3 separate regions of the Mus musculus genome follow, and all the other regions are linked to region 1. Evidence: chromatin loops called from intact Hi-C (ENCODE). Cell type or tissue: gastrocnemius. All regions are shown on one strand.

Region 1 (8,000 bases):
TTTGTAATCCCAGAATCTAATTATAAGCTTTTCATAAACTTCAGCACACATATCTCAATAGGATAATGTTGGTATTACTCTGTAGGTGTATGATGGACAGCCTAGTGCTGGCTGGCCAGTAACGTTTCAGTAGGAGAAAGCAACAAGGGTCAGGGGAGGAGGCCTTGCAAAATAGGCACACGTATGAAAACAAAAACAACCTGCAAATACTCTATAATAGGCCTCCTATTTTCTAATTCTGAAATTGGGGAGAATATTTTTGATTAACCGAATGGGTTAAATCTAATGTCATCTCTTTAAACTTCACTAAAAACTAAAATTAATTCTCAATTTTGAGTTAGACTTGACTTCTACTGGCAATCTGAAAGCTTAGGTCTTATTCCTTTGAACGGTTTTCCTTCCTCACCAACAGGTCAACTTTGGTGTCTTTGGTTCCTAGTATTTTTCTTATGAAGACATTTCTCAATATTTGTTGGATAAGCCTCCCTCCCTTCTCCCCAAAGTTGATTTTCATTACTTGGGGGTCTTGAAGTTTAGGAATTAAGTATTTATAAATACAAGAGATTTCTTAACTCTGGTCCTGAAATCCTGTCTTTAAAAAAAATCACACCAATAATACTATATTTTATTTAAAATACCACCAGCAGCAACTTTCCGGAGCCTGGGCATCCTCCTCTCCATCCACCTTCCTTTTCCAGTGTTCTCTCTGAGTCCAGCCCCCTCCCTGTCCATCAAACACCTTGCTAGGATAATACATGCCTGCAGACTTCTGTATGTGTTCTCTCCTCTGGAACAGCCTTTTTCTAAGTCATCTACTGTGCTGCTCTGGATCTGGGAGGAATATGTTCTAAAACTGTTTTTCTTCTGTAATATCTAACTGTACTGTTAAAGTCATAAAGTGGTTTTAAACAATGTATATGGATTTATCCATGAAAGTATGTATTTCTTTTACAAACTAACATGCAACAATTGTAAACTACAGGGGTTACTTAATTAGGAGGAAAAAAAAGCTTGAATAAATTACTAACATTAAAATAAGAAAGGGAACATACGATTATTGGAATTTAGCTAATATTTGTTACAGATTATAAGAAAATGTACTACAATTTATGGGAAAAGTTTTCAGTGATCTCGTAAGGGGGAATCATTAAATAAAATTAAATAGCAAAACCAAAACACCCCCCCCAACCCAAACAAACCAACAACAAACATGTTATCAAATGATGGAGTGGTTTACTAAAGTACATTGACCCTGTTCTTTCTGAAGGTATCAAAACACTATAGCTGCTCATGAGATTCAGATTTGATAGTCACGGGTTGAAGAGACAATAGGGGGTGAGAAGAAACAGATTGGCATGGCAGAAGACGCAGAAGTGGAGAGCATGCCACAGCAGTGTGGATGAGCAGAATATGCCCCCCAAAGGCCCTTATGGTAGCATGCTACATTTTGTTCCTCAGGGCAAATAAATAGGTTTCTGCTTTATTTCACTGAGTGAAACTTTTTGCTCTGAAAGTAGCAAATGGGCAGAGAATATATAGCTGAATTGTAGTTGGCTGGCACAGCAGGAGCAAGAAAACCTGGGTTCACTGCTCAGCCTTACAAAGTATCAAAACAAAACAAAACAAAACAATGTAATTGCTCACCTAAACCTCATAAGGGTAACATAATACCAGTCCAGAACCATGACTTACAGATAAGGTCAGCCCGGAATCCAGTTTTAGCTTTGTGTCAGACACCATACTATAGGAGAGAAATCAAATTTTATAAAAGTAGTAGAACTTTAAAGTTTATAATTAGTGTCCATCTTATTCTAGAGAAGACGTAAATGGCAGAGTTGATCCAGTATGGAATTTCACAGAAACTTGGAAAAAGTTTATAATCCTTCTAAAGAGACTATCAGATAAAAATTAGTTTTTGCTTTCAAGAGTTCTTTTCTTCTTTGATTTTGTTTGTTTGTTTACTTGTTTGTTTTCTGTTTTTTTTAGCTTCTTAATTAAAATGCACTGAGAAGTACTTTTTAATGGTATTTTTTGGAGTACATAAAAACCATAAAGGACTAGAAAGGGGTATGGATTGAATTTAAACTGTCTTTATAGAGAAACAAATCAACTGTGGGAAGAACTATGCACACCTCTGCTTTGGGAACAAAATACAGGATTTCTAAACAAGAACTTGTATTTGATAAGCATAGACATTTTGCATACACATGCACAATAAACGACTTAGCAATCTCAGTTAACCGAAATATTCTATGCTTGATGTTAAAGAAAGCGAAGTGATTTGGTTTTGTTTTTTTCAAAAGATAAAAGTCAAAAGAATGGACTTAGCAAGATGCAATTTAACAACTAGGGCTAAAAACAACACATTTTTTGGACTGAAAGAATTAGAGAAATCCTAATTTTTGTCAAGCACTCTTTATATTTTACGAAAAACAACCATAGGAATTAATTTAAAGGCAAGCTTACAACTGTTTTCAAAAGAAACTAAAAACATTGTCAAAGTTAGCCAAAATGTTAGTAATGACATGTTTAGAAGGAAGCAGGCTTTCCTTAAACAGTTTTTTATTTTTGTTTTCAGTCTCAAGAAAAAGCTCCCATGGCTTCTGCATGGAAAACATACATGGTATCATGCTAGCCTCCCATGTCTCCTAACACCTACAAAACTTTATCCAGATACAGTTTACATTACTTGCCAAAATTTGATTTTTACCTCTCAAGGGCAAAACATCTAAGAGGAAGAATTAGATTAGTGTTGCGTGCAGAACCAGCAAGCCTCAAGTAGAATTTTTAGTTCTCAAAATCTGTTCATTTAAAGACCTTCTCAATGAAGTACCTAAATTATTTGAAGGACATAATGCATTTTAAAAAGTTAAGATAAAACAACATTAGTCACATAAATAAATACAATTGCAAAGGCATATAAAATATGTTTTATGCCTAATTATTCAGAAGCAGGCTACTTTACCTAACATTGTAAGACTAGGATTACACGTTTTAAAAATGCAAACATGTCCAGATTCTGAGGCTAGCCACACCAGTTTAGGGGCAGATCTTATAATACTGTAGCATTAGGACCAATCGGGGTAACCTCTTATTTTTATTGAGTTACAAAAGGCAATTTTACATCCATGATTCCAAAGGGGGTTGAGACGGTTTCCTCGTGCTCACATGTGTGAGAATGTCTGGTGTTTTAGTGCTCTTGCAGTACAGCCTAAGGCGGCTGCAGCATTTCCCACTAGGAAGGCAGGGAGCTAGGAGGGTGCAGGGCTTGAGGAAACAATCCCGGAAAACCACAATCCAGCTTCTTGGTCCTTACCTCACAAATTACCTTTTAAAATCAGACCCATAAAATGCAGCTTATTATCTAAGAAATTCAAAGAGGATCTTTTGTTAAGGATTAACAAAAGAATGACTAGCCTAATTCTCTTTAAAAGGCCAACCTTTAAAAAAATTGAACTCTCAAAGTCTTTTTGGAAAGTGCTTAATTCATCTGGAGATAAATATCACTCGGTGTCCTTGTTTTTTAACAAACGGCCTTTTCCATTGTTTCCATTAATTTCACCCATATTCGTTTTAAAAATAACAAGGCCCCTATCCTCATCAGCAAAACACAGATGAACGATGTATCATATAAAACCAGTAATTACATTAGGATTTACGAAAAGATTTTTGTTTCTGCTTTTCGCCAGTTTTTAAGAAGTCTTCCCGTGATTAACTGTAAACAGGAATGGTTTACACCGTAAATTAGAAGCCATTAATTAGCATGACGAAGTCAACTGCAAGATACACAGATAATTTAAATTATTTAATCACTAATCACCTTTGCTAAACTGTAATATACTCTTTCAATAACCTTCGGTAGGTTATCGACCGTGTCAGTAATTTACCTCCATATCAGTTAGAGATAAGTATTAGCTAGCGCCCTTTCCTTTCCTTCAGGTTTATATTAGCCCTTCTTGTAAACACTTTAAAAAGCTTTAAGGTTCTTCACTTCCAAATCCCTAATTAGCCATCACTAGCCTTTTTGTAATAAGTGGGGGAAAAGATGAGCTGAAGTACAAATCTGGAGTTCCTCTTGCCCGTTTATCAAAACAAAAACATTTTTTTTTTTTAAACGAACGCTTCAGGCGATGGTAGTAATAAAAGAAATATGCAGAGGTGGCTTCGGGGAATAACGGGTTTGCAGAACGCAAGTGGCTCAAAAAAAAAAAAAAAAAAAAAAAAGCCCGAACCTCTATTGCAACCCACGGCACTCCAATAAATTACACAACACTTGCCCAGGCTGCAGAAATATCGCAGGACAAGACTTACACGGATGCCAATCCGCAGCATTTATACACATGCACATGGCAAGACTGAAAGCAAACACTAGCGTTCAAGTCGGGCAGGGCAGCGCGATCCCGACTTGGCCCAGCTTGAGAGTGCTCGCTGAGAGTCTCTGTGCGTGCGTGAGAGTGAGCCCAGTCCTCCCGGCATTTCCCCTCTTTGAGCAGTTTTGCTTCATTTGTTTCCTATTTCTGCTACATAGAAACTAACTTCCATCTCAACCCAGCCAGCGCCGCTGAATAGAGCCTGTGCTGCGGCTCCGTGTGCGTCAGATCCCTCCGCGCAGCCGTGCCGGCCCCCTCCTCCCCTCCCTCCCTTTCTCCCTCCCGCCCGCGGCCTCTTTAGAGAAAGCGCCCGCCAGGCAGCCCGCCGCTTCGGCTCCGACATCTCCTCGCGCTGGAAATAAATAAATAAGTGGCGGCCCAGGGCGCGCGGAGCGACGACCGCGCGGGCGCGGGCCTAGGCCGAGGCACTCCTTTTCCCGCGGGGGGCGGGGGCGGCGAGTGCGGGGCCGCGAAGGCGCGGACTCCTTTCTGCGGCGGAGGGATCCCGGCGGAGGCGGCCGCAGCCGGGGCCGCTGCCTGAGAGTTGTTGTTTCCTCCTCCTCCTCCGCCTCCGCCGCCGTTGCTTGAATGGTGGAGCCGAGGCTCGGCTCGTGAGCACACACTGACAGCTACAGGGCAGGCGGCGGCACCGTCCCCGCGTCCCCTCGGCGGCGGGGTGTCCCGCCGGCGGCCCCGAAGTGACCCGCAAACATGTCTCGTGAGAGGAAAGGCCTCTCGGAGCTGCGATCGGGTAAGTCGGGCGCTGCGGGGCCGCCGCGCCGGGCGGACTCGCCCGCGGGCCCCCGCCCCCCGCGGCCGCTCAGCCCGTGTCTCCCCGTCCTTCTCTCCCGCGCAGAGCTCTACTTCCTCATCGCCCGGTTCCTGGAAGATGGACCCTGTCAGCAGGCGGCTCAGGTAGGCGGCGCGCGGCGCGGGGACGGGCGGGCGCTCGCGGTGGCCGCCCGCGGGCGTGGGGGAGGGCGGCGGCGGCGGCGGGGCCGCGGCCCGGGGCGCGGGGGCTCAGCGTCCCCGCTTTGTTGTTGCAGGTGCTGATCCGCGAAGTGGCCGAGAAGGAGGTAAGGGCGCGGCGGCCCGGCGCCGTCCCGCCGCCGCACGGCCTCCCCCGGGCCGCTGCGCAAGCTCGGGCGTCCGGCGGGGCGCGGGACGCGGGGCGCGGGGGGTCCCCGGCGGGGCGCGGGGCGGACTGGGGAGGGGAGCGGCGTCGGTCCGGGCCGGGGGCCGCGCTCACCGGGCGTCCTGTCCCCGCAGCTGCTGCCCCGGCGCACCGACTGGACCGGGAAGGAGCACCCCAGGACCTACCAGAATCTGGTGAGACATTCCTAGCGCACTGCAAAGAAACTTTTCCCCGAGTCGAATAAAAATTGAATTTCCCGCAATTTTTTACAGAGACAAAAACTTGGCCCCAGAACGGGAAAAGCTGCAAAGGCCACGGGGAGGGTTGGGAGGCCGGAGCGGGGGCTGCGGGGGGCGGCAGCCGGGGGTGCGGGCGCCCCGGGGCCGCGGGGTCCGCGGACAATTTATTTGTGATATTTTGTTAATGTGCTAGAAATAAAGATACGTCATGAGTGTTGTGCAGTGCAAGGCCAGAGGAGGAGGGGCCGGCGCGCGTATCCGCGCGGGGGCGCGCGCGCGGCGGCGGCGGCAGCGGGAGCGGCGCAAGCCTGGAGAGCGCGCTCGCCAGCTCCTTGCTTGCTCTGCACGCGCGGCCGGCTCAGCTTTCTCCAGCTCCACACAATAGCTGGTGACTAACTGCTCCGAAGTGGCATTAGCATTTCACAAGAAGGCCTTTGAGCCGCGGAGGAACCTTGGCAAGATTTTTTAAAATTTTTTTTCCCCCTTCTCCTCTGTCTTTTGTTTTCTGTAGATTCAGACCCAGATTTTTAATTTTATTTTTTTTTAATCTTTGTTTGGTTGGAGGCGTTCAGATAGATATGGTAGTCACCCAGCGGCACATTGTGCATTATACAAACAGATCTGCCGAAGTATAAACCTGGAAGTTTTAATAGGCGTTTTCCAATTTTGCAGATTCTTGGGGGATATTACCTTCTTTTATTAAAAGTCATTTATAGAGGTCATTGAAGAATTGTGGGTTTTATCTGCATAGTTGCCGTGGGGTGGACCTTGGCTTTTAAGTTTTTGTTTATATTGAGATGTTTTTCTTTAATTGATTGAAAAACAATGTTTTTATAGTTGGTGAGTTTTCAAAGGCAATAATTTACAAACAGTTGCTTTCCATACGTGGAGCTGACACGAGTATGGTGAATGGTAAGGTTCTCTTAGTTTACTTGAGTAAAGGAGCTGCAGGTTTCACAGCCTCTTCTTTGCCTAAGAGAAGTTGATACAGTTGTTTGTGTGAGTGTGCTGCATAGTCAGTCTCACCAGGGCCCATTGAGCAGTTGAAATTTAGGCAGTGCACTGACAACAATGTTTGAGATCAGTTTCTGACTCTTCGAGGTAGTTGTGATTACTAGTGCTTTCAGGGCTGTAGGGTTAGGCAGTTTTAGTAGTTCAGAATGAGTGTCTCTGAGGGCATGGCATGATTGTGATAGCTTTTGCTTGGTTTTGAATATGAGTCGCATAGCTTTCGTGTGTGCATTTTATGATTTAATATAAACCACTGGTTACCGTGTGACTGTTAAGGCCGTAGAAACCTAGTGGAGGGTGTTTTCGTTTCCATGCTTCCAAGTTAATTTTCAATATCGAATTAGGGAAGTTCAGTCAGTTACTTGGTCCAAAGTGATTGAAATTTGAACTAAACTCCCGGGTTTACTATTTGCAGTATTGGTAATTTTTACATTTATGCTTTTTACACAAATCTTCAGTGTATTTCCATGCCTTTCTGGCTGTTTAAGAAGAAAACAACTCTAAAAATACTGTTACAATGATACAGCTTTTTTTTTTAAACCACACTCATCTTTTCCTTTCTTTAAATATCCCACAAATCCCAAGTCATTGAAAATGAAAGTCTTGTTAACTTAAGAATCTTTAAGTAATGCTATGTTTTTTTGAACTAAGCAACTAATAGTGTTTTTGACCAAATAAATGCTGGGAATGGTTAATCAGTGTAGGAATATCACTTTGTTTACTGAAATTAATTTTAGAGGTGGTTCATAGGCCCAAATAGTAATAAAATGAAGTATTTGTAGTCAGTTTTTCAAACTTCATAAATTGTGGTTGTCTGTATGTTATTTATCAAAAGCCACCTGTTTTGCTTGAAGGTGATTTTTCTTGTGAAGAGGTTTTTACCTCAGCAGTTAACGATGGCTTTACTCTAAAGACAGGTAAAATTCTCACTGGAACTTGTGTTTGGTTCCTGCCCTCTTATTTACTCAGCATAGAACTGCACTGGACACAGGGCACCCTTTGAAATGCTTTCACACCCAGTAAGCTGTATGCTGAGGTGTGGGAGAGTATGGGTTGACTTTATGTCACTTTAATTTTGATTTTAGGTAGCTTTAAAACATTTTGATTGTCATGTTTTTGAGCATATTGGTACATATGAAAAATTTGTTTTGGTAAATACATGCATAGTTGCTTAAGTATTCTGTGTCTTAATTCAGTTTCATGACTTAAAAGTTTTTCTTTTTGTACATCAAATTGAATTAACAA
Region 2 (8,000 bases), 140 kb before region 1:
TCGAGCTGTGTGCTGTTATGTCCTATTCTGGGTGGTGACTATGTCCCAGGCACGACTTCCTATTCTTTGCACATTCTGTTAGCTGGACTTATGTCCAGCTCTAATTGTTCATTGAGACCGCAGGGTTAAAATTATTCATGGATGCTCTGGCCCTTCATTTCCTTCTGTGGTTTAAAGAATGTAGCTTCTCATGGGACTTTCACCAAGGAAATTTTTTGCTATGGCAATGTCAAGAACTGTTTCTTCCAGTGTGACCTGGACCACTGACCTAGACTGACCATGGCACAGATTCAAGAATTTCTCCAATTCTTCTCAATCATGACATGAGGTCCAACTAACCATTTTTGCTGACCCAGTTAAGAAAAATTATTTGAAGCATTTAAATTAGCAAAATGAGTCAAGAGTCTTCATAAACCAATGTGAGTCATGGAAACACTCGAATTCATTTATTCAGCAAATATTCTGGGATGTGTGGGGTAGTATCTACTGTTCGACCAGAGATGGAGAAGAGAGTAAAAGGACCAGGAAGTATAGAGTCAAACCTGCAGAGAAAGCCAGTTTTAGTTTTAGGATGTTAAATCCCTTCCTTTGCCCAGAACAAGTAGGTCCTCCTGCGTAGTTAAGAGTGTCATCTTTGTGTGCTGGATGCTTGTGTTATGTTGTATTTTCTTTAGGATGACATTGGCTGTTAACTGATAAATCCTCGAAAGGTTTTCTGAAGAGAAAAAAAACTAACTAAATTCAATATCTATCTCATTGATTTTCTAAATGTTTGAAATGAAGAGATTAGTGAAACCTGTTTTAAGTAGGTAATTGTGTTGGTTTTGTTCTGGGCTTGAAAAGAACAGAACAATACAAAGCAAACAAACAAACAAACAAATAAACAAACAACCTTTCTTACCTGTGTGAGATTCACAGGCACTGTTTTCCAGCATGGCAGAGGTGGGAGGGTACTATGTTAGTTCTGTGGTGATTACATCAGTCTCTTACTAGCTCTCAGCTTTTGGTTCCGTTTTAAAGAGAGCATTTTTAAGATAATTCAGTGTTCTCATGTCAATTTATCACAAAAGAAGTGACTGTGGTGTAGGGTGGAGCCAGGATTCCTCCTTTCCCTCTTACCTGGGAGAAGCCACTCGATGAAAGGTGAGCCTGTATCCTGTAGCCCTCGTTCTCTGGAGTGCCTGGTGGGCTTGGCATGTTTCATGGTGCTAACCTGTTAAGTATGATGGCAGTCTTACATTGCATTCTTTCAACAAAGTAGAATATATCAAGAATGAATTTTTACAACTAACATGGATGTTTAAAATACAAAAAAAAAAAATTTTTTTTCCTATTCTTTTGTAGCCCACAAGACGGTCGGCCAGGTTGTCCGCGGTAAGTCCTCAGAGCCCCTTGTTGTCGCTTCTGAAGAATGTGTGCTCCCTTATCTAAAGCAAAAGGATGATTACCTGGCATTTTCTTTGAGTCTCTTTTCCTTTTAGGAAGTACTTAGGGGTCGTAATTTCCAGCAGATCTGACCCATATTGCCGAGCAATTCACTTGATTATCTGTGTCAGTGAGAAACAGTGGCCAGGACCATCATCAAGTATATAAAACCCATGCAGGTTGGCACTGCTAGATCCCGTAGACAAGCTAGTACATTAAGGGAATCCTGATTTCCAAATTCTGCACCTGTTAATGTTGAAATGGATCCGGAGTGTAGATTCTCTGCCCACAACCCACACTAGTGTGCATTTCACTCCTGGATCTGAATGTCCCTAAATGTCCGTACACTTCAGCTGTATCCAGTCCTGGGTTATCGTAAAGGAGTGTCACTTTTACCTTGTCTCATGGGGTCTTCTCCAGTTGGCCATGGCCAGGAGGGGATGGGGACGATTCCAGAGCTAGGATGGAGAGGTGAGACTGAGCCTGTGCTCCAGCTCTGAGCCAGCCTGCGTGCGCTGCTCTCTGGCCCTCAGTTCTTCCTCATTCTATAACAAGCAGAGCAGCCGGACTCTGCGTGTCTAGAGGGTTTTGCCTCCAGGCTGCCTTCTCAAAATAAAGAACTGGGGAAACTTTCACTGGCAGTGAACCATCCCCACTGAACGTCACAGGTGCTGCTGAGAGCATGTGGAAGTGGCTGTTCACACCACGCAGGAGTTGAAGGGTTTCAGTCACGTGAGTCCGTAGAACAGCAGTGTCAATCACCAGAGAGACTAAAGGGATGCTGCAAGTAGCAAGCCAGCAAGGGAGTGTGCCCCCCCCCCCCCACACACACACGCATACACACTGTGCAGTCCAGCACTGGAAAGCGGAGGCAGGAGGAGTCCTGAGGCAAGCAGTCCAGCCACTTGTGGAGAGTGGTTGAGGAACACCCCCCGACATTGTGCTTTAGCAAGCACACGAGTTCTTGTCCCCTCTCTCTCTCTCTCTCTCCCTCCCTCTCCCCCTACCCCCTCCCTCACACACAGAGTCTTAGTTTCTTAGTACTATTTTGATAACACTGAATGCTGAACCAGAATAAAAGGTCTATCTCACAGAAAATGATATAAGTGGAAACAATTTGCTAACAACCACAGAAACATACACTGATCTGTCAAAACTTACAGTGATGAATTTTAAAGTTAAGAAGATGTAGGAGCCAGGAAAGCTTCAGTATTTGAAAAGCAGACTGAAGATTTAGAGGGATAAGAAGACTAATAAAAATTTTCTTACTTTTCAAGCTCAACTTTTTTTTTTTAAATTTCATTTGAAAGGGCGTTTCTTTTTTCTTTTCCTTTTTAAAAGAAATATTGTTGGTACATTTATTTACTTGTGTGTGAGGGTGTCAGAGGAGGCAGTTTTTCTCTTTCCATCCTGTGTGCCTCAGGGATAAAACTCAGGTCATCATGCTTAGCAGCAAATATCTTTTCCTGCTGTCTCACTAGCCCTCCTATTTGGTTCGTTTTGAGACTGTGTCTCACCCTGTCGCCCAGGCTGGCCTCAACCTGGTAACCATCTCCTGCTTCAGTGTCCTGAATGCTGGGGGTTACCAGAGTGAGTGACCATGTCTGGCTTTATTTCTAACAGCTGGTCCTTTGGAACCAAACTGTCTCCAATTAAATTTTATACATAAAGGCTATATTGAATATGATCTCCAAATCTTTTACAGATACTGGGGGGGGGGGCACACATTTTTCTTCACAGGGATACACTAGACAGTGTTTTCTATTTTTTAAAACATTCTTTTAGATCTCAGAGAGATGTACACATTTTAAACCTTTATTGGAGAAATATTTGACCTAGAACACCCACAGAAAAAATCTTAACTCTAATAGCCAGACAGACATGTTGCTGCATTTATATTCTTAATAAAAAGCCCCAGAGATAAATGAACCCGGTGTCTTGTGTTAAATTCTTACCTTACGCTGACTTTGAAGGGATGAGACAAGAGGCTTGGCTACAGAACCAGAAATCTGTGTCAGGAGGAGGGGTTTGGATAAGGCTTTGAAGACCATCACAGGGCCCCTCCTTGATGACCGACAGATGGTGGCCTCTGCCTGTGATTCGCTGTAGATACTAGTTGGTCAGTAAGGCCACTGAGAGCAAACTCATCCAGCCGTTTAGCCAGGGCCAGATTTTCTCCTTTTGCTGTGGAGTTTTGAAAAGAGGAACTACAGATATCAAAAAGAGAAACTTAACCCTGCCCAGGAGAGCTCTACTGGACCAGAGCCTAATGAGTCAGCTTTCCTTCCCATCTGCAAACCTGGGACGAAAATAGTACCTGATACTGAAAGGACCATACCCCAAATGAACAGAGCCACCGTCAGAGCCCATGGCTGTCTCAGCCCGTTTGTCTTCGTTTTGGTGCTAATGGCATCCGTTTCAATATTTGTATAATTTAAATTATTTCTGCAGAAACCTGTTCCACCAAAACCGGAGTCTAAACCAAGAAAAACATCAGCTAAGGTAAGAGGTATTCCCCTCTTCCCTCCCTTGGCTTTCTAAACAATTAGTAAATTATAATCCTGTGCCTACAAATATCACCTGAGGAGAGATCCTGTTTAATGAGTCACGCTAAAATATACAGACTAGAGAATTGTCCCCACATTTGTGGGCAACATTTTACACGTTAGTGGGAATGTGTTTTGCATTTGGTCAGTGAGGTGCAGGGGGCACAGCAAGTTTCTCTGAACATCCTGTGTGAACAGCCTGGCAGTTCCCCCAGAGAGTACAGTAAATCACAAGGCAGTCTGGTGAGAGCTGGCCGTGGACCCCATTGCTGCCACCAGCACCAAATGTCAGAGGTGGGGGTCACAGCCTCATAGAACTACTAGGAGATGGCCATTCCCATGACTAGCAATAAAAATACAATCATTTACTCTAGCAAGTAGTGAACACTAGCCTGACATTGTGAAACATGTTCTGGATGTTTTATTTAGTCAGCCCCAGCTCAGTCTACTCTATTGAAATAGATAGGAATAGCCTGTTTAGGAGGAGAACTGAAGTTTGTTACTGCCCATGAATTCAGCCACAATGACTATCCTGTGCTGTATGTTCCCCCCAAGGCACCCAAACTCTCTAAAATTGTGTGTGGTAGTGAATACAGTTTCCTAAACAGGGCTCACCACTGTGGTGCCGGCATAAAATGAGCAACTTCTCTCCATCTGGGCCTTTATTTTAAATACCTTTCTAGTTGTGTAAGATCTACGACACCACATGACTAGTCACACTGGACAGCAACAGAGAAATCCGGCCTCTGGTGGGTGGGTTTCCCCCGCAGGCTTTTCCCCTTTTACCAGGCCCTATGGCTGCCCTCGCCACAGCAAAACCAGTCATAGCAGAAATGTCCCTGGAGCTATCGACACCTGAGCCAGTCACCATGTTCCCACAGAATAGAAGTGCTGATGGGGTCAGCAGGTAGCCCAGGTGAAAAAGCCAGCTTGGGCCCCCACTTCCCGCCAAGGCCCCAGTGGTAGCCACCATGGTGTCTGGCTGAGTTCCAGCAGGTGCCCCTTGGTGTTCGTGAACATCACGCTGTGCCTATTGTGTTTTCTGTTTCCCTGTGCTCCGATCCCTTAGAAAGAACCTGGAACAAAGATTAGCAGAGGTGCTAAGGGGAAGAAGGAAGAAAAGCAGGAAGCTGGAGAGGAAGGTACTGCACCATCTGCAAATGGTGACACTAAAGTTGAAGAGGTACTTTCCACAAACACCTCCCACTGACCGAATCAGTGTCTTAAGAAACTGCTCAACCCTTCAGCTCTGGATAGCACGCTCACAATGTCTCTCTTTATCGCCTGTAATGTTACTGCAGATCCACGTCTCTCGTTCAACTGTTAATGTCTCAGCCTGCAGAAGTCCCCCACCCAGCACACTGTCAGTAAAGGGGCAGATTGAAACAGTGAGAGTTAAGGGTACAGTAGACATTCTGCATGCTTGCAGTGACTAGAATCAGAGAGTAGCGTGCTGTTTCTTATCATGCACACGGGAGCGCGCAGGTAAGGCTTCTGTGGTTGTTTAAATAGCAGAAAAATAGCAACCAGTGCTGCAGAGTGTTGCATAAGGCCTTCCTGCCTTGTCTGTCCAGCCAGAGTTGGAGTGTGTTTTCAAGTAGAGCTGGAAGCAAAGCCAAGGGGGCCAAATGCTCAAGTGTGTTCTTGGTGGGTGGACTTGCCTTTGCTTCTACTTGGTTTTCTGGTAACTAGTTGTCCTCTTTCTTCCTTCCTTCCTTCTTTCCTTCCTTTCTTTCTTATTCACAGGCACAGAGAACTGAATCTATAGAAAAGGAGGGAGAGTGAATTGTCGTGGAAAACTAGGGTCGATTTCACGTACCTCTCGGGACAACTTTTAAAAGCTATTTTTACCAAGTATTTTGTAAATGCTAATTTTTTAGGACTCTATTAGTCAGCATAAAATCTATATGAAGAAGATGGACATTTTATCCTCTTATGGTGATGTTTTTTGGAAATTTCCATCATCCTCAAGTCACGCAAATACCAATTTCACATCGGAGCTGCGTGTGAAATGGATTCAGCATTCCGCGCCCTTGCTTTACAATTTTAGTCCTGTGCAGACTGTGGTGTTTTTACTGAGCGTATTTGAATTTTTTCATGCAATTTTTCTAGAGCAATAATCAGTGGTGCTTTTGTGCCTAGGTTTTATGTGATTTTAATGAAATATGGATAGTTGTGGCCACCTGCTGACTATTTGTGGTTTAAAATAAAAAGGTTTTCTTGTCTGCAAAATATCCACCTGTTTGTGTCTTTACTAAATGTAAGAAGTGATTCATTTGATTAATGCAGACAACGTAAGGATTATCCGCAGCTGGCACCATGACGTTATCTCTAAGAAGTCGGACAGCACTGACTCATAGTTTTCTGGAATTTTAACATTATTTCATAAAACATGTGTGACTGCTAGGTTAGGGGAATTACATCCATCTCACTTTGTAACCGGAATGGTCAGTAAGTCATGGTTGCTGTGTATAATAAACCTTAATGGAATACCAACCTTGTTAAAGTTCCTAAAAACAAGATAGAGTTCTGCTAAACCATAACTTGAAAAATAAATAAATCAAAATAAGCTGGGTAGGGTAGCACTTGTGAGGAGCAGGTAGATCTCTGAGAGTTTGAGGTCAACCTGTTCTACAGAGCCAGTCCCAGGCCAGTCAGAGCTGCATAGTGAGACTCTCTGTGTGTGTGTCTCTGTGTGTCTCTGTGTGTGTCTCTGTGTATGTGAGTATTGGTGTGTATGGGCTCATCTTTTTAATGTCTCCCACTTTCAGAGTAGCACCACGTCAGATTTATGTAACAGTGCTTTCCTGTCTATGAGGACCTCAGGGCTGTGAAGGCTCTTGGTCCCATACAGTCACACTGGCTGCAGTGTGTGTCAGCCTCAGAGAAACACTGGCCAGGATGTTGTTAGAATTCCTCCGCAGGTGAGGAAAATGGGAGTGTGGGACATGATGGAAGGGGAGAATCCAGCCTTGCCTTACTGATTTTTAAATAATGTCTGTCTGTGGAAAGGCCTAGCAGTGGCAGGAACCAAGAGAGTTATTCTAAATGAAGCTTATTGTTAACGGTCCCCAAATGTGAGCCCCATCCCCAGAAAGCTGACTGCTCAGGATTTTGCTTCGATGGAAACATCTTGTAAGGTGGAAAATAGTGGCTGCATTGCTGAGAGACCTATGTAAAGAGATTCTTGGTGCTCAAGACTGCACATGTCCACAAAACAAGGCCCCCTCCCCCAGCAAGCATTTTGGACTAAGCACTTAAAACTTCTGTCATTTGTCCTAAATCTGTCATCAACCCCAGCCACATTCTGTTAAGGATAATCTCGTATCTGGTATTCCTTGAGTTCTTATTATGAACCGTGCCTTAATTCATGGGCTTGGGTTATGCTGAAAGCTGCTTCCCCTCAGGGAAAAACATCTGCTCCCCCATGGGTACTTTAAGAAAAGTATGTTCGACATTCTGTTAATGCACAATTGAAGCACTTTGCTGGCTAGTGTCCAATTCAGAACTGGACTAGGATGCCCATAAATTTACTTTTTAAGAATTATAAGAGGATACAGATGATTTAAAAAATACTAGACACTACAGTCATACACAGAGAAGTGAATGTGTGTTTTCCTTTCCTTGTTCCTGTGTCTCAGAGGCAGTCACTGTGCATTTGTTTTATATATATATGTGTGTGTGTGTGTGTGTGTGTGTGTGTGTATGTGTGTGTGTATATACATATATTATATATATTATATGTAATGTATATGTGTATGTGTGTGTATATATATATTATATATATGTAATGTATATGTGTATGTGTGTGTGTGTGTGTGTGTGTGTGTTGTTTTTAAAAGTAGGAATTTTACTAGGTTTTACTTTATTCAGCTAGTAAAGTATTATTGAAGATAGATCTCTCCGGCTCTATTTCTAAGGCTGTAAGCAATGTACACAATAATACCCTAGTCACAGAATGTTTAAATCAAAAAAAAAATACATTTGACATTTTTGATTTGCCAAAAAATGACACTAATTTCCACCCAG
Region 3 (8,000 bases), 48 kb before region 1:
GCCCCAAAAACCTGGGCGCTGTCCAGAGGTGAAAAGTTCACGGAGTAATTAGTCTCCTGGAATCGTGGCATCCTGTATAAAGAATGCTCCAAATGTCCTTGCTTTAGTTGGTAAACGGATCTGTGAGCGTTCCCTTAATATTGCTTTATTACAAGTGCTCCTAAGGATTGGTTTTTTGACATATAGCTAAGTTATATATACAATAGACTAGAATAGGAACTATGGCAAGGGCATGAAGCCCTTGCCCCTGGCTTCTAAGTTTAAGCTGACTTTATGTGGGGCTGTTTTTGATCCCAGTTGTTAACATTGAATTTTATCCCAGTTGGTTCCTGCCAGTCCTTCCATGTTTGCATTCCTCTGTTTTATGTAAGAATCCGGCAACCTCATTGTACCTTGCCTATTTTCTTCTGTATAAAAAGTTTGACGCTCAACTTGACAAATTACATTCAGATCCAGCACACTCTCTCGTGTCTGTGTCTGTCAATTCTCGACGATTCCTTGTCTACCTGCAACCAGAGACCTGCTCCACGCAGATAGGAGACCCAAAACGGGGATAGTCTGCAACAAAAAAATAAATAAAAGTAGTGGCTGAGCATGGTGGCACCCACCTTTAGTTCCAGTCCTTGAGAGGCAGAGGCAGGCAGAGCTCTTTGATTTTGAGTCTAGCCTAGTCTACATAATGAATTACAGGCTAGCAAAACCTACATACATAGTAAGATCCTGTCTCAAAAATGTATGAAATTTAAAAGTTTATAATTCTTTCATGATTTTCCTGTGTGTGTGTGAGTGTGTGTGTGCATGTATTTTAACCTATATGCAGGTCATTTATGTTGCAGGTATTTGAGGATTTTACAGCTACTTCTCTGATGTTTGCCAACTTCAGCTGTGGTCAGAAATCATAGCTCTTTGAGACATTCAGGGTCTGCTTTGCTTCGTGCTTTATGATATCGTCCATCTTGAAATGTTTTTTATACAGTTGGAAAGTATGTGTTTGGCAATTTGGGAGTGGAGTGTGCTTTATCAACACTATCAAATTGGTAGACAGCACTGCTCAGTTCTTTCATATTCTTACTGATGGAATTTAATTATTCTATCAATTACTGAGAAAATGTCAACACATCTAAATATAATTATGGTTAGACATATTTTCCTTCTACTGCTACTGTTTTAGTGATTGTGCATTTGGAAATATTAAATACAGAGCTATGCCATGTCTCCCTAGTAAACTGGTACCCTATAATATAATGAACCCTTTTCATGTTCTGAAGTGTGATATTAACAAATTTAAAGAAGCTTTCTTTCGGTGAATGTTTTAATTATTTTTAATTGGCCCATGTCTTTATATTTACATTGCATTTTTTATACTCTGGTATTTTTCTTTCCTTTCTTTGTATATGTAATGCTTAATTTTATTTTGTAGTACATGCATCTTTGTCTGTATGTATGTGCACAAGCATACGGATGCCTGAGGAGGCCAGGAGTGGGCACCAGGTTCCCAGGAGCTGGACTTAGAGGTAGTTGTGACCTTCTTGACATGGGTACCGGGAGCTGAGTTAGGGTCCTCTAAAAGAGCAGCAAGCCTTCTGAGCTGATGAGTGCCTTGCCACCACCACCTCCTTTTATAATGGTGGAGACTGAATTTATCGCCTTATATATGTTATACATGAACTCTACCACGTGCTACATCTACAGTCCTCGGCTTATGGTTTATTTTGAGACAGAATCATTCTAAATCCCTTAGGCTGGTCTTGAACCTACTCTGCAGCCTACCCTGGCCACAGACTTGTGATTCTGTCAGCCCAACTTGTCAAGTAACTGAGTCACAAGCCTGTGACTTAAGATTTTGCAGTTTTTGAAATTTAATCAGAAAATTTCTTCCATTTAGTATAAGTAGTTAGGTGTGAACTATCCAATAAGGTAACCCTTAACTCCAAATGCCTCTGTAGCATTGATTTATATGTATGTGTTGTCTGAATTGAGATATAATATTAAATACTCAGAATTTCAATATACATATATAAAAGATATATATATCACAGTGGGTTATAAAATTAGCTATATGTTAGAATTATTTTTACATAGGTTACATTAAAATAAACTAAGTTAATTTTATTTGTTGTTTTAATATGTGTCTACCAAACAGAAAACAAACCAAATGGCATCAATGGAGGTCTCTTGTCTCATAACAACTTATCAGAGCTTTTCTTTTCTTTCCTTTTATCTTTTTAAAAATTTTATCTCTTTTTTACCCTACCCATCATTTACATATGCAATATGGCTCCTTTTTTTTTTTTTTTATGAGATTCCCATGTGTATAAAAGAGTTGTTATCTGCGTTGATATCTGTTTCGTGTGCCTTCGCTTGGGCTCTTTCCCTTCCGTTTGTTTTGTCCTATTCCCATGTGTTAGTGTTTGTTTTGAGAGGCCAAACCTACTCCATCTTGGGATCAGCCCCTATTTGAAAGGAAAAGGGGCCTGAGAACTTGACCTGCAAATGCAGGGGTGCTGCACCCAAGTTCCAGGAAGAACTTGTCCCTGGCCCATACCCCTACTCCCTAACAACAGCCAATCAGGATTAGTTTGGTAGTTCCTGATGAACTTTCAGACCCTTTGTGATTATTGTTCATGGTTTTGCTTCAGAGCACCCACCTGTCAGCTTAAATGTCAACATATGTCATAATAGTCAGCCAATTAGATACTTACTAGGCTGGAACCCCTCCCCTTCCTTCCCACCATCCCTCCCCCATTTACTGGCCATTTCCTATAAAACCTTGTCTTGCTGAAAGCTTGGGGCTTCACCCTCCTGTCCTGCTGTGCCAGTGATGGCAGTGAGCCCAAGCTCAAGCTTGAATAAAGACCCTACTGATATCGCATCAAATCAGCTCCTTGGTGGTCTTTTGGTGTTTCCCAAACCAGGCACAACAGTTACATCTTATTATATTTTATTTTATTATTATCACTTAGAAGCTTGATTGTTTTCTAATGAAAGACAAAAGGGGGTAGATTCAGATGGGAGGGGAGTTGGAAAGGAATTACAGGGGGAAGAAGGATATATTATTTGAGTGTTGAGTGGTAGTGGTGGCATGTGTCTTTATTCCTAGCATGTCAGAAGCAGAGGCGGGCAGATCTCTGTGGGTTTGAGGCTTCCTTGGACTACAGATATAGTTCCAGGATAGCTAGAGCTCCACAAGGAAACCCTGTCTTGAAAAAAACAAACGAACAAATAAACAAAAAAGAATAGCATAAGGTATGTTATATGAAAAATAAATCTATTTTCAATAAAAAGGGGGGAAAAGGCATTAAAATAAAGATTAGTGCTGGGCAGTGGTGGCAAATGCCTTTAATCTCAGCACTTGGGAGGCAGGGGCAATCGGGTCACTATAGGTTTGAGGCTAGCCTGGTTTACAGAGTGAGTTCTAGGACAACAAGGGCTACAAGGGGAAACCATGTCTCGAAAAGCCAAAGCCACCCCCCCCCCCAAAAAAAAACAGAGACAAAAAATCAGTATTTACTACTCAAGCAACTGGAAACAAACTAACAAACAAACAAAAAAAAAAAAAAAAAAAAGAAAGAAAAAGAAAAAGATTGCCAGATTGTGAAGAGAAGGTCACATATACCATGAAGAAATAAAGCAAGACACATAGTGATAATTTCAATAAGAATGCCAGCCCACCTCTGCCTGCCCCTTAGGCTCACATATTTGAGTGCTTAGCCACCAAAGACTGGAACTGTTTGAAATGATTAGAAGAATTATTAAGTGTGGTCTTGACATCCCCCACCCACCTCTCTCTCTCTCTCTCTCTCTCTCTCTCTCTCTCTCTCTCTCCCTCCCTGTGTGTGTGTATGTGTGTGTGCAAGCCCCCAATTAAAAGCTTTTTCTTTATATATCTATTTAAGAAACAAAAAACAAAAAACAAACACACAAACCAAAAAACATTGCTACCAGAACCTTGTTTGCTTGTGTTTCTATTGGGCAGCATTGACTTATATACTTTTCATTTAATTTATTTGGGAAGATGATACATTTACAATCATCCTGTTGGTTAGCTGCGTTATATTTTTCTTATTTCTTCTCTTTTTGTTCTGTTTTGGGATTAATCTATTTCTTACTTTCCTCTAATACTGGCCCATGATTTTTAAATGTTAAGAGGCCCTATGGATTCTTTTGTTTATTTATAACTTATTATAGTCTCTTATATAGCACTGTCATTTGAAAAGAATCTTTTATAACCACATATTTCTAATACTTTCCTATCTTCATACATGCTACTTGGGGGATACATTACACATTCACATGTTCAACAGACCCGCAGGACATTGCTTCTATTTTTGCCCTAAGTAGCCAGTGCTTCTTAAAATAACTTAGACGAGGGCACTGCATGCTGCTGCTGCTTGCATCCAGGGCCCTGTGCATGGTAAGCGTGTGCTGCTGAGCCACCCCAAAGTCCAGAAATACCTCTTGTATTTACTTTCATTTCAACTATGTCTAGAGCTCCCCACTTCTCTCTGTTTCTTTTTCCTGCTCATGAAGAACTTCCTGTGCCAGTTCTTGTATATGCAAGGCCAGCGGTGATAGCTTTTGTTTAACTAGGGGAAAACCCGCAAAATTTCGCATTCTTTTTGAAAGGAATTTTTTTCTGAGTAACCTAGATTAAAAGTTGTGGGGGTTTTTTTTGTTCTTATTCTTTGTTTGTTTTTCTGCTTTAGCATTGAATTATTGCTGTCATGGTTCCAGTATAAAGTTAGTTAGGTGCTTTCCTTCTTGATGTCTTCAAAAATCATTTTCATTTTATGACACTGAATAGGATCTATAACGGGATTATTTTCTGTGTACTGTGATCTTTGGTTCAATATAATCTAGGCTTCTTATATGTTTATCCTGCACAATTATTTTGGCTACTATCTCTTCTAGAGCGATATAGTGCCCTTTTCTCCAGCTATCCTAAAGTTCATGGATTATTTTTTGTTATTAATTTAATAAGTCCATTGAAGTAATTCCTTATTTCTGCTGCTTTGGGTGTTGAATCTTCCTGTACACACTCTTCGAACCACACCCACCGGTAGTGTTCTAAACTGTAACTGAGCTCATTAATCAAATACCTTTTTTTCTTTCAACTACCTCTTTTTATTTCACTTGGAACAGATTCTAGGACTGTCATTCATTTGTCAATCCTGTCTCTCCACTGTGAGCAATGATCTATTCACCTCATTTACTTTTGTTTCTTTTCAGATGGTGCATTTTTTATAAGTAGAAGTTCAGTTTCTCTTTTGAAAAAAATAATGCTTTTCATTATCCTCCCCATCATGTCTGTGTTCCCTTCAAACCTCTGCAACACCTCTGCATCGTGCTCTGTCATCTGTGAGTGACTATGGATTAGCTGGTTTTTCTTTTGATTATGAGGCATGTTTTCTTGCTTCTTTCCATGCTTGAAAATAGTTGGTTGAATGATGACATTATTAATTTTTGTTGTACATACATACTAGGTTTTGTTTCTTGGAATCAGTTTAGTCCTTCCCTAAACTCTATAAGGAGGACATAGGATAATATTTAGCATAGGCTAATTTGTCCCCATTTCCATGGCACTGTACTTCTGAGACCCACCTAATACTCATTCACTACAAAGTTATTATATTCTGGCTATTTGGAATATCAACTGTTGCTTGTCTATATGAGTTTGAGGGTTGTCTGGCCTATGTCTTCCAAGGGGTGTTTTCTTTCACATTAGGTAGCCCTTCCCTGCTGTCACAAATCGATTCTCAGCTACCAGGCACCTGAGGAAGTCTTGGAAGCCATCAGGAGTGTTCTGTCTTCACCATGAAGCTCTCATCTCTTCACTCCTGTCTCCAGAGTCTAACTTCCTTCATCTCTCTGGACCTCAAGCTCTGTCTCTTCTATCGAGGAAGTTTATCCAGGCACTGTTTTGATTTCCTCCCATCTTTCCTTCTAGGCAGTAAGACTGCCGCTCAGGATCAGTGACCTGTACTGCCTATTGTCTGGATGCTTAAGAACAGTTTCACCTAGAGTCTCATAACTTAATGCAGGGGTGAGATACACTCACTGATAACCTATAACCTGTAGACGTAGATGTAGCCACTTAAAGGCTATGAGGGAGACTGAAAATGGTAAAGTTTATCATTAAAAAATTCTAATAGGCAATAAAGAATTTCAAAACAGTAACATAGATACTTGAATCAGGTTAAAGAGTCCCAGAAAAGACACCAGGAGCATGAATTGTTACAGTAGGCACTGCATGGATAAAATCCTTGTGTAGTATGTAATATTAAAAAACAACACACGCTATTATAAATAAGGCTGCTATGAACATAGTGGAGCATGTGTCCTTCTTACTGGTTGGGACATCTGGATATATGCCCAGGAGAGGTATTGTGGGATCCTCCGGTAGTACTATGTCCAATTTTCTGAGGAACCGCCAGACTGATTTCCAGAGTGGTTGTACAAGCTTGCAATCCCACCAACAATGGAGGAGTGTTCCTCTTTCTCCACATCCTCGCCAGCATCTGCTGTCACCTGAATTTTTGATCTTAGCCATTCTGACTGGTATGAGATGGAATCTCAGGGTTGTTTTGATTTGCATTTCTCTGATGATTAAGGATGCTGAACATTTTTTCAGGTGCTTCATAGCCAGAAGCTGGAAAGAACCCAGATGCCCCTCAACAGAGGAATGGATACAAAAAATGTGGTACATTTACACAATGGAGTACTACTCAGCTATTAAAAGGAATGAATTTATGAAATTCCTAGGCAAATGGTTGGACCTGGAGGGCATCATCCTGAGTGAGGTAACACAATCACAAAAGAACTCAAATGATATGTACTCACTGATAAGTGGATATTAGCCCAGAAACTTAGTATACCCGAGATATAAGATACAATTTGCAAAACACATGAAACTGAAGAAGAAAGAAGACCAAAGTGTGAACACTTTGCCCCTTCTTAGAATTGGAAACAATCACCCATGGAAGGAGTTACAGAGACAAAGTTTGGAACTGAGACAAAAGGATGGACCATCTAGAGACTGCCATATCCAGGGATCCATCCCATAACTAGCCTCCAAACGATGACACCATTGCATACACTAGCAAGCGTTTGCTGAAAGGACCCTGATATAGCTGTCTCTTGTGAGACTATGCCGGGGCCTAGCAAACACAGAAGTGGATGCTCACAGTCAGCTATTGGATGGATCACAGGGCCCCCAATGGAGGAGCTAGAGAAAGTATCCAAGGAGCTAAAGAGATCTGCAACCCTGTAGGTGCAACAACATTATGAACTGACCAGTACCCCGGAGCTCTTGACTTTAGGTGCATATGTATCAAAAGATGGCCTAGTCGGCCATCACTGGAAAGAGAGGCCCATCGGACACACAAACTTTATATGCCCCAGTACTGGGGAACGCCAAAGCCAAAAAGTGGGAATGGGTGGGTAGGGGAGTGAGGGGGAGAGTATGGGGGACTTTTGGGATAGCATTGGAAATGTAATTGAGGAAAATACGTAATAAAAAAAATTAAAAAAAAAAAAAAAAAAAAAAAACACGCTATCGCCAACTAGGCACCAGACGACGGTCTCCGTCTGTTCCCAGCCCGGTACTGAAACCGCATGTTTCCCTTTTGCCGATGGCTGTCCCACCAAGGCTGACTCTACCTCTCCAGAGCTCCGAAATCACTCTCTCCACTCCTTGGCTGGCTGCTGCCAAGGCCGCTCTGCACTCCCAAATTTCCAGTTAGCTGTAGGTGTGCTCTCGCCAGCCCACACTTCGCTTGCTACCTTCCCCCTGGAGCTCACAGTCTTCCTGTCCCAAAGCATGACTGAATTCTGCCTTGGCTTTGTCCCTTCCCTTTGACCCACCTGAGTCACCATGGAAGAAAAACACCAGGCAATCTTAGTTTAAAATCAACCGAAAACACAACTGCTGGGCGCAGAACCCTAAATTTATCAACTATTCTATGTTTATAAATCTTCCGGTGGCCGATCTCCACCACCCA

What was found. A loop is a pair of places that touch in the nucleus more often than their neighbours do. Peaks named below come from ENCODE experiments on the same cell type or tissue, not always from the same donor. Only the 100,000 strongest peaks of a DNase experiment are listed, where the experiment ranks them.
Region 2: it touches region 1 in a loop (1.9-fold over the local background); 7 of 42 quality-filtered maps call a loop at or near these places.
Region 3: it touches region 1 in a loop (6-fold over the local background); 2 of 42 quality-filtered maps call a loop at or near these places.

Annotation. Positions count from the first base shown.
Region 1 is chr9:82,972,373-82,980,372 of GRCm38, reverse strand. It overlaps Phip (pleckstrin homology domain interacting protein), which reads left to right and starts at 4,884. Exons shown (of 40, transcript NM_001081216.1): 1 at 4,884-5,121; 2 at 5,227-5,285; 3 at 5,417-5,446; 4 at 5,640-5,699. The coding sequence starts at 5,082. In gastrocnemius, a CTCF peak has its summit at 4,372; DNase peaks (open chromatin) are centred at 4,794, 5,614, 6,037, 6,844 and 2 more places; H3K4me3 peaks cover 5,217 bases; H3K27ac peaks cover 5,696 bases.
Region 2 is chr9:83,108,147-83,116,146 of GRCm38, reverse strand. It overlaps Hmgn3 (high mobility group nucleosomal binding domain 3), which reads left to right. Exons shown (of 6, transcript NM_026122.4): 3 at 1,345-1,374; 4 at 3,877-3,927; 5 at 5,041-5,154; 6 at 5,718-6,205. The coding sequence ends at 5,756. It overlaps Gm2065 (a long non-coding RNA gene), which reads right to left. Exons shown (of 5, transcript XR_003948196.1): 3 at 1-1,213. Among named protein-coding and RNA genes, the nearest start is that of Gm2065, 14 kb to the right of the region's middle. In gastrocnemius, a CTCF peak has its summit at 3,489; DNase peaks (open chromatin) are centred at 2,972, 3,514, 4,210 and 4,950.
Region 3 is chr9:83,020,370-83,028,369 of GRCm38, reverse strand. The region is part of intron 5 of Gm39383 (a long non-coding RNA gene); the gene reads right to left. Among named protein-coding and RNA genes, the nearest start is that of Gm39383, 16 kb to the right of the region's middle. In gastrocnemius, no CTCF peak of the experiment used is centred here; no DNase peak of the experiment used is centred here; H3K4me3 peaks cover 741 bases; H3K27ac peaks cover 1,505 bases.